Linked DNA regions of Homo sapiens: regions 1, 3 and 4 are each linked to region 2. A link is a contact called in ENCODE Hi-C or POLR2A ChIA-PET data. All regions are on one chromosome and are shown on one strand. The core of a region is the stretch at or near the end of the contact, and the rest is flanking DNA. Distances in the headings are between cores, read along the strand shown. Region 1 overlaps LARGE1 (LARGE xylosyl- and glucuronyltransferase 1). Region 2 holds the start of LARGE1-AS1 (LARGE1 antisense RNA 1). Region 3 overlaps LARGE1 (LARGE xylosyl- and glucuronyltransferase 1). Region 4 overlaps LARGE1 (LARGE xylosyl- and glucuronyltransferase 1).

The links. A loop is a pair of places that touch in the nucleus more often than their neighbours do. ChIA-PET counts read pairs that join two places held with the same protein, here RNA polymerase II (POLR2A). Pooled maps may share reads with other maps.
Region 1: a loop to region 2 is called in a map of heart right ventricle, with 4 times the contacts of the local background. The contact joins the enhancer-like site here to the promoter of LARGE1-AS1 in region 2. A Hi-C loop is called at or near these places in 17 of 168 maps with a recorded cell type or tissue (Right ventricle myocardium inferior, Right ventricle myocardium superior, aorta and 8 more), 2 of 37 single-sample maps with no recorded cell type and 27 of 50 pooled maps. POLR2A ChIA-PET finds 5 or more read pairs at or near these places in 1 of 52 experiments (Panc1).
Region 3: a map of vagina shows a loop between it and region 2 (2.8-fold over the local background). The contact joins the enhancer-like site here to the promoter of LARGE1-AS1 in region 2. A Hi-C loop is called at or near these places in 1 of 168 maps with a recorded cell type or tissue (vagina) and 3 of 50 pooled maps. POLR2A ChIA-PET finds 5 or more read pairs at or near these places in 2 of 52 experiments (AG04449 and GM10248).
Region 4: a pooled map of heart left ventricle shows a loop between it and region 2 (6-fold over the local background). The contact joins the enhancer-like site here to the promoter of LARGE1-AS1 in region 2. A Hi-C loop is called at or near these places in 3 of 168 maps with a recorded cell type or tissue (heart left ventricle and heart right ventricle) and 4 of 50 pooled maps. POLR2A ChIA-PET finds 5 or more read pairs at or near these places in 2 of 52 experiments (AG04450 and OCI-LY7).

What each region holds. Positions count from the first base shown.
Region 1 is chr22:33,658,068-33,661,119 of GRCh38, forward strand. The region is part of intron 2 of LARGE1 (LARGE xylosyl- and glucuronyltransferase 1); the gene reads right to left. Among named protein-coding and RNA genes, the nearest start is that of SNORA50B, 45 kb to the right of the region's middle. Within about 2 kb of position 1,569, at least 10 of the 41 ENCODE cell types and tissues checked have a DNase peak (open chromatin) inside an H3K27ac peak, as active enhancers do; they include heart right ventricle, ovary and prostate gland, where a contact is called at or near this core.
Region 2 is chr22:33,919,203-33,922,584 of GRCh38, forward strand. LARGE1-AS1 (LARGE1 antisense RNA 1) reads left to right here and starts at 2,023. Exons shown (of 2, transcript XR_001755630.2): 1 at 2,023-2,321; 2 at 3,205-3,382. LARGE1 (LARGE xylosyl- and glucuronyltransferase 1) reads right to left here and starts at 1,274. Exons shown (of 15, transcript NM_133642.5): 1 at 793-1,274. RefSeq lists silencers at 802-901, 1,172-1,321, 1,642-2,141.
Region 3 is chr22:33,538,512-33,541,817 of GRCh38, forward strand. All of the region lies in intron 6 of LARGE1 (LARGE xylosyl- and glucuronyltransferase 1), which reads right to left. Among named protein-coding and RNA genes, the nearest start is that of MIR4764, 100 kb to the left of the region's middle. Within about 2 kb of position 1,785, at least 17 of the 41 ENCODE cell types and tissues checked have a DNase peak (open chromatin) inside an H3K27ac peak, as active enhancers do.
Region 4 is chr22:33,604,267-33,607,683 of GRCh38, forward strand. LARGE1 (LARGE xylosyl- and glucuronyltransferase 1) reads right to left here. Exons shown (of 15, transcript NM_133642.5): 5 at 169-292. Among named protein-coding and RNA genes, the nearest start is that of SNORA50B, 99 kb to the right of the region's middle. Within about 2 kb of position 1,590, at least 3 of the 41 ENCODE cell types and tissues checked have a DNase peak (open chromatin) inside an H3K27ac peak, as active enhancers do; they include heart right ventricle, where a contact is called at or near this core.

The sequences.
Region 1 (3,052 bases), core at 319-2,818, 260 kb before region 2:
ATGTCTCCTATTCAACACCCTCCGAACAAGTCCAGCCTAATTTGTGGTTGCGGTTGTTGTTTCTGCTTCATTCCCTGGTCCCTCAGGCCAGTGGTCCTCAATCTGGGCTTCCATTAAAAAACTTAGGAAACAATATGAATGTGCACAGGTCCCAACCTAGATGAATTCATATAGCATCTCTGGAGGTGGGGGTCTAGTTATCAGCATTTAAAAAAAAATTTTAATTTAATTTTACGGTCCGGGATACATGTGCAGGACATGCAGGTTTGTTACATGGTAAACATGTGCCACAGTGGTTTGCTGCACAGATCAACCCATCACTTAGCTATTAAGCCCAGCATCCATTAGCTACTCTTACTGATGCTCTCCCTCCCCTGCCAACTCCCCAACAGGCCCCAGTGTGTGTTGTTCCCCTACTTGTGTCCATGTGCTCATTGTTCAGCTTCCACTTATGAGTGAGAACATGCGATTTTTGGTTTTCTTTTCCTGTGTTACTCTGCTGAGGATAATGGCTTCCAGCTTCATCCATGTTCATGCAAAGGACATTGTCTCATTCCTTTTTATGGCTGCATAGTATTCCATGGTGTATATGTACCATATTTTCTTTATTGAATCTATCACTGATGGGCATCTGGGTTGATTCCAGTCTTTGCTATTGGGAATAGTGCTGCAATAAACATATGTGTGCATGTATCTTTGTAACAGAATGATTTATATTCCTTTGGGTTTTCAGCATTTTTAAAAACAGCCACTCCCATGGGATTCTCATGTGTAATGAAGGTTGAGAAATGCTGGCTGAGGCATTTCCCCAGACTCTCTAGATTCAAAGGAAGTCTTAGCATTGCCACACTTAATTATAGTATTGCTCTGACCCTGCACTCCATTTCCCTTACACAAGCCTCTACTGTATTCTCTCAGCAGCTTCCATCATGTGACCCAGACCCACATGATTTCCTGGTATTGTAGCTCCTCCAAGCATAGGGCCTGCTTTGCTCCTCGGCATCGCCCTGCTTCCTGGAAGACAGTCTCCTTCAAAAGCAGTTCCCTTCTAGCCCAGCTGCCTGACTATCCAGCTTCTCCGGTTTCTGGTTCCTTTCTCTTGACCAATCACAGGTCACCTTATTCCAATATATGTTTCAATTTTTCATTCTCCATATGAGACTATATTCATTTAGCAATTTGTAATTTTTGTTAGAAAATGCCCTCCTTTTAATTAACATAAAGATTTCACACCCTCATTCAATGCCAAATATCTAATATCATTTGATATTTCAAAGTAAATTAAATATTGCAGCCAAAGTCATTTTAGAAAAATTTAGAAAACTCAGTTTGATCTTAAAAGTTAATTTTGATCATGAGATGTCCACAGGAGAGCTGAGTCTGCCAACGTGTCATCAGCTTTTCTTTTCTAGGCAGTTTATAAGTCACAGCAAGACACAGGTCCAGGCTGAGCCATTTTCTTAAGTTTCAAAAGCATGGAATCAGATTTGCTGTGGGAAGGAAAATGGCAATGATGACACACAAAGGCTGCTCGCTTTTTATGAGGTACACAGGGAATGTTTTGCCCCAAAATTCCCCTAAGTGATTTTCTGGAAGTTATCTTTGGCAACCAAAGCACACTTGAGTTCCAGCAAAGGCCCTGGAGACAGATCTTCTGACAAAGATGGAAGAACAGTTAAAAAAAAAAAAAAAAAAAGGAGAGTTCCTCACTAGCTTCTAAAAAGAATTTGCAACTACAGTGCCAGGGAAAGAGGCCTGGATTCACTGCACCATAATAGGCTGAATGAGATCTGACTTTTGTCTTCCATAAAATCATTTCCAAGAACGTTAGCTTAAAGAGCTTCATTAAGTCAAGAAAATGAAGACATTTTTAGCACCAATTTGCTGTACCTATACCTGGGTTTAGACTACAAATGCTTGAAGTGTGTTCTAACGAGCAATGATACCAGTTTTTGTCTTTTGAAACTTCAGGTTCAATGATTTCAAAGCTTCAAATGTTTTGTTGTGTGTGTGTGTGTGTGTGTTTTTTTTTTTTTTTTTTGCCAAATATGCTAAGTTTTGAAAGTTGGAGGCAGTTGGTCTTTGAACTGCTGTTACCATGGTGGGGCAACCATGTCTTCCTGCTTCTATAACTGGCCCGTCATATACTCAAGGAGTCTGAGTATGGACAAAAGGGCTTTGTTAGTAGCATTCAAATCGTCACCAACCAAGGCCAAAAAAGATAATGTATTTAGTGCTCTGTTTCCTAGAAAAATGGAAGGACTTGACAGCAGAGTGAAGGTCTTCTCTTAGATCACCAGGTGGTTTAGAAAACCGTCATTGGAGGGTAATGATAACAGTGTATACTAGAAAAGGTGAATAGATATTCACCGCAAATCCTGACAATTGATCTGTGTGTGAGAGCACAATAAATTCACATTCCAGTCATCTTTGAAGAGCCTCTGCCCCCAGTTAGCCCCTAAACTTCAATCACTTTTACACAGCCTTGAAGGCATCACCAGCGTTAGTGACGGTCTCCAATGGTTGAGTCTGAGAAAGCATCCTTTCTCCTTCCCCAGTTTCTTGAGTCCTATTTCATACATATGCAATAGTTGGACACAATCCCCTTTGTTGGTAGATTCATCAAAACTAAAAGCTAAACAACCATAACGATTTTATCCTTTGCAAAGCATCAACTGAGTGTCCTCAATGTGGCTATTTACTATAAAATCAAATGCAGAAATACTATAGAATTTCTTAATTTTCTCTTTAGCAGCACTCAAGATGAAAGATTTCATAAGTGTTTTTTCCACTGATTTAATTTTTTAAAACCTTTGCAATAAATGTGTTATTTGATATGAAATATTCATAGCCCTTATAAAATCCCACTAAAATGTTCCAAGAGTGAGGCGAATCACACGTGCTAAGAATCATATTTTACAGTAAAAATTTTTAATGAGGTTTGATTTTTTTTTTTGTAGCTAAAATCTTGTTCAAATCAGAAGACCCACATGGGATGATTTTTTAGCAAAGATTTTCAATTTTATTTTGCATTCATCATACTGAGTATGTT
Region 2 (3,382 bases), core at 773-3,272:
TAAAATCAGATTGTTCTGGGGGAAGCTCACAGGTTTAATAAATTTCAAACAGGCAAGGACAGGCTTGTACAACTGAGGTTCCTTAAGAGGAACATTTAAAAGAGGATAAGGCAATGAACAAAATAACTTGAGGATACACAAACTTTGGAGTCCTCACTCCAAAACTTCAAAAGCAGTGACATTTACAAGAATGTCTGGATAGCTATACACTGATCACTCCTCACAAGCAGCTTTGACTAACAGGAAGGACATGCTGGCTGGGCTTCCCCCCTACAGATAGCAATGCCAACCAACCACTCTGTCCTAAAGAGGGACTCGCAAGCTGTGGCTGCTCGCCCCCAAATTGCGCAGGACTGTCTGCAAGAAGGAACAAGAAAAGTTATTCACAGCATCACACCACGAAAGGTAGTTGCGTACCGCCCAACAGGGCCCTCTCCAAACACGGCAGGCTCCGCGAACCACAGGTGCTCACCGCTAACAAGAGGGCCGGGGGTGCGGGTATCGGTCACATGCCCTCGTGGTGTTAACCAGAAACTCCTCCTGGCTCGCTCCCTGCCAGCAGCCTGTGTGCCCAGAAGCCGAGCAGGCCCTGAGGGGGTCCTGGGGACTTCGGAGACTGGGGGCTTCCACCTCCAGCCTCTCCAGGGCTCCCGGCCGGGGCAGCAGAGGGTGTGCCCGGCCTCCCCGCCGGCATCCCGAGTACAGGGGGTACCAGCCACAGGTTCGGAGAACTTGTCCGGCGCTACACACCACGGCGCCCCCGCGGCGACTCTCGCGCTCCGGGGCTCTTACCTTGGCCGTGACTGCCGCCAGGCAGAGGGAGACACGGAAGAACAGGGTGGCGCGGCGGCGCCGCCGCCTACGAGGCGCAGGGGGTCCGGGTCAGGGTCCCGGCAGGCGCTGCCCTACTCGGAGCGGCGGTGCCAAGCACAGAGTTCGGGACTGCCCCCGGCTCCAAATGCCGCGGCGAGGGTCCGGGTCCCCCAAGCTGAGCACTGTCCCTTCTTCCTCTTCCTCCGGGGCCGCTGCCTGGAGCTGCTCCCGGCCCGGGGGACTCTTCCGAGCCAGGGGCGCCCCGCATGGGCAGGGGCCTGGGTCAGCCTCGGGTTGGGTCCAGGGAGCGACCGCCGGGGCCGACTCCACCTCCCGCGCTCCAAGCCGATTCGTCCCTTCAGGGCAGGGCCTGCCCGCGAACAGCCCGGCGAGACGAGCGCGGCCGCGCCCCCAGCTTCGGGCGCCCGGGCTCCGGCGCGGCGGCGGGGCAGGAGCAGACTGGCCGGGCCGGGCGCCGAACGCGGCGGCGCGGGGGGGGCTGCAACCGGCCGCGGCGCGCTCTCCCCCAGGGCCTGCGCCGCCCGCCCGCGGCTCCGCGGGAAAGAAGCGCCGGAAAAGGCCTCGCCCCGGCCTGGGGCGCGGGGCCGGGGGCGCGGGGCTAGGGGAGGCGCCCCGGGAAGGTCACGGGAGCGGAGGCGCGGCGAGTGGATCGCGGCGCGGTGGGTGCGGGGAGCCGAGGCGGGCGGCCCCCGCCGCCGGGAGCGCTCGCCGGCCTTGGCCGCCGCCGCCGCCTCCGAGATGCGCCGGCTTCCCGGAGCGCCCGGCGCTCGGAGCTGGGCGGCCGCTGCAGCCGCCGCGGGCAGCCGGGCGCCGCTGGCCGGAGCCGGCGCGCGATCCCCGCCTCCCGCGCCCGGCCAGGAGTGGGCCGCCGCGCGGGAACCGGCAGGGGCGGGCGCTGGGGTCCGGGCTCCGGGCTGGCCCCGCCGCCTCCGCGTGCCCAGAGCGCCGGACTCGCTCAGCAGCTGCAGTGACTGTGTGTCTGTGTCATGTCTGTGCAGCCGGGGGGGACCGCGAGCCGGGGCTGGGTTCCGAGCGGGGGCGGGGCCGGCGCCCGCGTCGGCGCCCGCCCCCGACCCCGTGACCGAGCGGCCGGCCAATGGCAAGCGCCGCAGCCGCGCGGACCGAGAGTTCGCCCCCGCACAGGCTCCGCCCCCCGGCGAGACTCCGCCCCGGTGCTTCTTCAGCTCGCTGGCTGGCAGGCAGGCGGAAGCAACACCCGGAGCCGGGATCCCGGGCCGGGTCGGGATGAAAGGGTGCAAGCTGGGAGCTCCCCGCCCTTCTTCCCCCAACCCCGGCGGCTCCCGGCCGCCTCGGGCTTGGCGTGCCTCGCGGAAAAAGGGGGAAGGGAAGCGGGACGGGCCCGCAGCTGCCGTGGTAGAGAGGCTCGCAGGCTTGCAGGACCATGCAGCCTGCTCCCCAAATTGCACAAAACAGCCGTCGTGAGAAGTAGGAAGTTTCCCCGCCTCGGGTCGCAGCTTCTCTCGGAGGTGGGCATGCTGTGGGGCAGCCGGAGTCTGTGAGGAGCCCCGCCGAAGGGCTCTGACGGCATCTTTCTGGGATCGGTATCCAAGAATCCTGTCCAAGGCTTCCTCTTCCTCTGAGGAAACTACATTTCTTTTTCCTCCACCCCAAACACACACCCCATGCACGCACAACACGCCCCTCCCCTGCTGATTTTATTCTCGCTCTTTCCCTCTTGGCATAAGAACCCGGCGCGCAACATCCCTTGAATGGACTTCCAGCCTCCCAGTTCTAGGGACCAGGGTGGGGGTACGGAGAGTCCTCCCGAGCCACAGGAGAAGTGGGTGAAATGGGTCGGGGCACAGGAGCGGGGGTGTGAGAATGGATGGAAGGAGGATGCCCTCGAGAGAAGACCCAGAGGAGGCGAAAGCAGAGAGGCAGGGAGAGAAAGAGGACGCCGAGAGCTGCACAACTCGGACTCGGAGACCGGAGCTCCGGGCGCGCGATCCAGCTCCCGGGTTTTTCCGCAGCTCGGTCCCAGGGCTTCTGGGGTCCCCTTCCCCCCGGGTCTCCACCTCTCCCCAGCCGGGCGGGCCGCCGGGTCTTTGCCTTCCCTCTGCGCGCCTCTCCGCTCTCCAGGACTCGAGCGAGGCAGCGGGAAGCCCACCCTAGTTCTTGGAAGGGGCAGGGGAAGGATGGGCTGGGGAGGGGGCGCGCGGGAAAGGGCCGCCGAGCTTGGGTTGCCCAGCTGACCCCACTCCTCGAGGTCGGGCTGGGGGGGTGGGGCGGCAAGGGCTTCGGAGGCTTGGCCCCTGCTTGGCTCCGGACCTGGCTCCCGCCTCGGTAACCACACTCTCGGCCTTTGGCTTTACCGAGCTGGGACCCTTCTCCCATCCCCCTTCCCTCCAGCCTCGTGAAACAACGACCCCCACCAGCAGCAGCAGCGCCCGCTTTGCCCCGGCTCCGGAGCGCTGTTTACCTAATCTCAGCGGCTGACCGAGCCCAGCAGAATGCGAAAGGGAGGCAGCGGTGGTACAGCAGCGTCCCCGGCGAAGAAGTAAAAGACGTTTGCTTTGGAGCTTCGGGA
Region 3 (3,306 bases), core at 535-3,034, 380 kb before region 2:
CCCTGAAGGTTAATGAAAAACGAAAATGGAGCCACATTTTTTATTTTGTTTCCCCATCAATTTACTGAGCCCAGTGTTGAGCCTTACTAGATGCTTGGAATACAGAGATAAATAAAACAGGGCACCTGCCTGGGAAGTAAGGAAAATGAGATGTAAGGCTCCCCCCACCACGTGGCAGCCACCATGCTTGGCACGGCCACACAAAGTAACTCAATGAAGGGGAAGGCCACTGGAGGACAAGGAAGCCGTCTACAAGAGATTACTCACTGCCCCTTCCAGCAAATGGGTTCTAGAAAATGAGCTTCTGATCTCCTCTCTGATTGCTGGCAAGTTTGCTGAATTTCAGAATGCTTAATACAGAGTTAAAAGGCATTTTAGGATATCTTCCAGTCCAGTGTTTTTGAAACTAGGGTTTGTAACACATTTGAAGGTTGTGAAAATAATTCAGTGGATCTGAGCAAGCATTTTAAAAATTAAAATACATTAAATAGATTAGAAAAGAAATATAAAAATTCACTGAACATAGTAAGGTCAAGTATTGTTTTACGAAAATATTGTTTTAATTGCTCATCTGCATATATGTGTGTATATATGCCTGTATAAACATACATACACACATATGTCTTTTGGATTGTGATGAAAAATGTATTTCTGACTGTAGGATACAATCAAAAAAGTGTGAAAAGTATGGTTGGCCCTACATCTGCACTTCATAGATTCTTTGTCAAAATTTTCTGATTAAAAGAAAAAAAAAAAGGCAAGTCCTGGTAACAGAATCCTGCCAGCTCTTTTAATAAAAGAACTGGTAAATAAATTCCCCATGCCCATGGGCATCCGCACTTCACACTCATCTTATCACCAACCCTGAGGACTGGATGTTCTTTTATTAAAGGAGCCAGTGGGATTCCACATAGGCCCAATGGGGTAAATAACTTGCTCAAACATATCCTGTTCTATTAGCTAGGCTGGCTTGACAAACTTATGTGGAAAGTTCCTTAAATAGCCTACAATGCAATTTCCTTTAGATTGTCACAATCAAGATCAGAATATCTAGAAATGATCTAATTAAATCCTCCAAACTTTTTTTTTTTTTTTTGAGACAGGGTCTCGCTCCACTACCTATACTGGAGTGCAGTGACACGATCACAGCTCACTGCAGCCTCAAATTTTCCAGGTTCAGGTGATCCTCCCACCTCAGCCTACCAAGTAGCTGGGACCACACCCACCTGGCTAATTTTTGTATTTTTTTGTAGAGAAGAGGTCTTGCTATGTTGCCCAGGCTGGTCTCAAATTCCTAGGCTCAAATGATCCACCTGCCTTGCCCTCCCAAAGCGCTGGGATTACAGGTGTGAGCCACTGCACCCGGCCCTCTAATCTCTTAAGATGTGTAGTAATAAGACAAAATATGGGCTTTGAAGTTCTTCTGACCCGGGATAAAATTCCCAGCTCTACTGACCATGTGACCTCAGATGCCTGTGGGGGCTCAGGTCCTTCATCTGCACCACTGGCAGTGGCCTGGTGCACGGGGGCCAGTCCCTTTTACCCTGTGGAGGCCTGCAAAAAATAGGAGCTTGGTGTACATTAACAGCTCCTGCCTTCTACTCCCCTTCTCTTTCTATGAATATTTGCAGAGAAGTTAAAAAGTAACCACATTGCCAACTACACTAATGAGTCAAGGAGAAGGACTGCTGAGAAAATGGCATTTCTCCTCCTTCGACAAAAACAACAGAGCCATGTGAACCTCCATTCTGTGACTGGGGCGCCAAGAGGCCGGGCCTTGCCAAGTCCCCCCCTGTGCTGTTTGCTAGTGAAGAGTTTGGAGTTGACTAAGTGCCAACCTCAGCTCGGCTGTGTGTGCTTGATCCTATGACCAGCCCAGCCCTGACCTTTTCTGGTATTTATGATGTTGGATTGGATTTTGATCACTGTTTGAGCTCTTGACACAAAATAAACAGGATGACCCTTTTCCCTGGGAGGGACAAGTGCCAGGATTTTAATCCCGTCTCCAAACACTCCTCCCAAACAGTACCCTGCCCCACTGCCCCCATGGCAAAACAACCAAGACACAGTGTCTCTTTTGTTGCAGTAGCCAGCAGATCCTGGGATAGCAACCTTAGGGCAGTGAATCTCAACCCTGGCCACACTTCAGCATTATGTAGGGAGCTTTCAAAAATACGGCAGGCCACTGCCCATACCAGAGGTTCTGACTTGGCTGATATGGGGTAGACCTGGGCATCATTATTCTTCACGTGCTCCCCAGATGATTATAACTTAAAGGCAGTGTTGACAACAACTGCACTCAGAGAAGAGAAGGTGCCCAGTTTTCCTATAAAGTATGGCAGACGGGCACAGCGGCTCACACCAGTAATCCCAGCACTTTGAGAGGCGGAGGTAGGCGGATTGCTTGAGCACAGGAGTTCAAGACCAGCTTGGGCAACGTGGCAAAACCCCATCTCTATTAAAAAAAAATATAAAAATTAGCCAGGTGTGGTGGTGCACACCTGTAGTTACAGCTACTCATGGTGGCTGGGGTGGTGGGTTGCGGGGGGGGGGGGGCGGGGGGCGGGTTGCAGGGGGAGAATCACCCAAGCCCAAGAGATTGAGGCTGTAGTGAGCCGTGATTGTGCCACTGCACTCCAGCCTGGGCTATAGAGCAAGACCCTGTCTCAAAAAAAGTGGGGGAAAAAAAGAAAAAAAAAAAAAAAGAAAATATGGCAGGGAGAGGTTAATTGGATCACCAAGATTACGGAGCCGGGGCTGGGACTTGAACACAGGGCAAGCCGACTTTTTGACTTTTATGTTTTAGCATAACAAAGAAAAATGGTTGTGATGCAAAGTTAAGACGAAAAAGACTGGTATACAAACAGGATTATATTATGATCCCAATTTTATAAAAGAATCCATCCTATATGCACAGAAAAGCATCTGAAATATTAACAATAGCTGACTGTAGGTAGTAGAAATATACACAATTGAGTTTCATTCTTTACCTTTGTGCTGATACGGACATGCATTGTTTTATTCATGACACACATGTATAAAGTGGATCAGTCTGGAGAACCTTAATGATGCCTCCAGCAGAGCAATCCATTCTTGAAAAGGTCTAGTCAATTCTTGTTTTTTCCTTCACTATTACAATGAGGCCCAGAGGGTCTTTTTGTGCTGACTGCCCTCATCCTGTCTGGAGTCATCGTCTTACTGTTCTACAAGGAAAACACATTTTCTTTCCAAAAATTAAAAAAAAAAAAAAAAGGCAGTGCTGATGTCATGGGATATCAGGGTATCTCTAAAATCTTAAGTCAAGGA
Region 4 (3,417 bases), core at 340-2,839, 320 kb before region 2:
TAATACTTCGATAATAAAATCAGATTCTGCTGGCAAACAACTTCCTTACGCCCTACACATTTTCAGTTAGGAGCTGAGATTTCTGGCATTGCTACAGTCTGCTCAACCACAAGTAATAACGCTTCCAGCTAGAGGAGATCACGGAAGTGCCTCCCCTCCTGCCCATACCTTGAGCTCGTCTGCATTGTAGAAGTCCACACGCACAGCGGGCACCATCCAGGTCTGGAAGAGCGTGGCCAGGATCTGCTCCGCAATGGAGTCAGCAATAAGGTGGAAGTGCAGAGGGTTCCGTCTGTGGGGAGTGTGAGAAGGAAGGGTCAGGTGGAGAGGTACGGCTCTTTGAATTACAGCTGCAAAAACACACTCTTCACAGTTCCTACGGTGGGGCACGTTTCTAACGGCAATTGTGAAAGTAAATCTGGAATGTTACGAAAACAGTGCTCACTGGTGAGGCTGCAGGAGCTGAAAAGGAGAGAAGTCATCTCACCCAACCTCTGTGACTCAGAGAAGTGACAACCAACCACCAATCACTACTGACACCCAATTCAGGCCAAACGCCATACCTGTTATTAGGATTCATTTTTTTCTGAAAGCCGTAAGTAGAGCATGTGTTAACAATTTGGTCAACCTTTATATCTGACTTATCAGCCTTAACGCAGAAACACAACAATGTAGTGTAAGTTTTTTAGACTGGCTGCAGGCGGCTGGCAAGAGACTTCTCCAATAGCACAGTGTAAGTTCTGTCTTCTGCTTGTTCCTCTCCAAAAGAAAACCAGGCTTTAAGATGGAGTCATCGGGAGCTCCCATCACCCAGTAACAGCCTGTCCTCACTTTTAATATTTCTATAGCTTTTGTTCATCTGAAATAGACCACTTCCAGGTTGTATACTAAGCCAATGGCCTCCAGCCTCTACTGAAAGCTTTGGTGGCCAGAACTCAGACCAAAGTGGATTCTGTGCCAACCAAGCGGTTACTTTAATACTTTTGATAATAAAATCAGATTCTGGTGGCAAACAACTTCATTATGCCCTGAACACTTTCAGTTAGGAGCTGAGATGTCTGATGTTGCTTTTACTGAGGCAGCACCCGAAATACCAAGGAGCATTACGCAAGGGCAAAACTTCCGGAGTTAAATGGAAACAGGTTCCAAACCCAGGTCTGAAATGTATGAGTGGGAATCTTGAGCATGTCACTTACCCCTCTGCACTGCTATTTCTACATTCTGGAAAATGTGGAGAAAGACCTTCTCATCAGGCTGCTGTGTTGATTAAATAAAATAAGAAGTGCAAAATACGGCACATCAAAAATAAACATGGGATAATAATCAATAGCAGATGCGCCCTACTGGCTAGATACAAAGCAATACGTCAGTCAAGAACTACTAGCATAAATACTATTGTGCTACTACAAATAATGACATAAAGCGTAATGCCATGAATGAGTACCTACTAGAAATAAAGCACTGTGGGAAATACAAAGATGAGAATGACCCGGCCCGCTGACCTCAAAGAGCTCATACTGCTCAGAGACAGACGAGCGCAGTTAAATATAAGCACGGGGCGGAATGTGATAAGGACTACAAAAGAACACAAAGTTCCACGGGAGTAAGAGCAGCAGCCAATTCTGACAGGGTCAGAAGGACGTGTAAGAGGAGAGGGAAGCTGTGCCCTAAAGGGAAATGCAGGACTTTGACAAGAGAAGAAGGCAGAGGGGATGCAATCTGAGGAGAGCAACAGACAAAGGCTGGGCCCAGGGTGTATTAGGAGTGGGGGCCGGGGGCGGAGGGGCTTAGTAGGGCTCCAGGGTTGGAGCAGAGAAGGACATGAGAATGCAATGAAAGTTTAATTAAAACAGTTTGGACAGGGCACGGCGGCTCACGCCTGTAATCCCAGCACTTTGGGAGGCCAAGGTGGGTAGATAATGAGATCAGGAGATCGAGACCATCCTGGGTAACACAGTGAAACCCCATCTCTACTAAAAACACAAAAAATTAGCCTGGTGTGGTGGCACATGCCTGTAGTCCCAGCTACTTGGGAGGCTGAGGCAGGAAAATTGCTTGAATCTGGGTGGTGGAGGTTGCAGTGAGCCGAGATTGCACGACTGCACTCCAGCCTGGGTGATGGAGCGAGACCCCATCACAAAATAAATAAATAAAATAAAATGAAATAAAATAAAATAAAATAAAAATTAACAGACTAGACTTCAGGGAGGTGTGGGGGGCAGGATGACTGGCCTTTTAGCTCTCGGCCGTCGGCATGGTCACTCCCCACACCTGTCCTATGTTCCAGACATACAGACCATCTCTCAGTTTCCCGCCCCCTACCCCGTGCTCTCTCTCCACCCTGGGCCTTATCATATTTAGCTTGCTCTGCAGGCATCTGTCCCGCAGTTGCTCATTCAATAAATCCTCACTGAGTACACCCTATTTGTCAGGGGATGAGCTGGATGCTGGGGACACAGTGGTGAGTCAGACATACCCACACTGCCCCTGCTGTCATGGAGCTCACAGTCTTGCCCACCCTGCACCTCCACATTCAGCACTTGGTTATCTCTTAGTCTGCCTTAGGACCGCCATCATTTGCTCCTAGGATCCTTTCCTGACTACCCACATCTAGGTCAGGGGTCCTTCCTAACTGTTATCCCAGCCATACGTACCGGCCTACTCATCCTTATGTAGTGGTTGCCTGTCTACTTGTCTACACCCCCCATGTGAGCTCAGCAAGCTCAAGGATCACATCAGATACATTCAAATAGACAGGCCCATGATCTACAGCACAGTGCCTAGAAGAGAGTAGGAGTTGAATCAATGAACTGAATGGATAGATGGGAGATGAGGGGAACAGATGTAGACATGTCATTTAGGAGATCATTAGACTTGGTGGATGTGAAATGAGAATCCGATTAAGACAGTGTTGGCCAGGTGCCGTGGCTCATACCCGTAATCCTAGCACTTTGGGAGGCCGAGGTGGGCGGATCACCTGAGGTCACGAGTTTGAGTCCAGCCTGACCAACATGGCGAAACCCTGTCTCTACTAAAAATACAAAATTAGCCAGGCGTGGTGGCAGATGCCTGTAATTCCAGCTACTTGGGAGGTTGAGGCAGGAGCAGCACTTGAACCTGGGAGGCAGAGGTTGCTGTGAGCCAAGATCGTGCCATTGCACTCCAGCCTGGGCAACAAGAGCAAAACTGCATCTCAAAAAAAAAAAAAAAAAAAAAAAGTGTCTATCCCAGGAAGAGCAACAAGGAAGCTGGATCTAGAGGATTTCAGGAGAACAGATATTAGATATGAGAAAAAAAAGAGGGAGGAGCAGAAGGCAACACTGGGGTTCCTGGGTCAGCGGCAATGGCTCCAGGACAGGGAATACAATGAGAAAGGCACCTTGGAGGAGGACAGTGAGTCTGGGATTGGGCAACCAA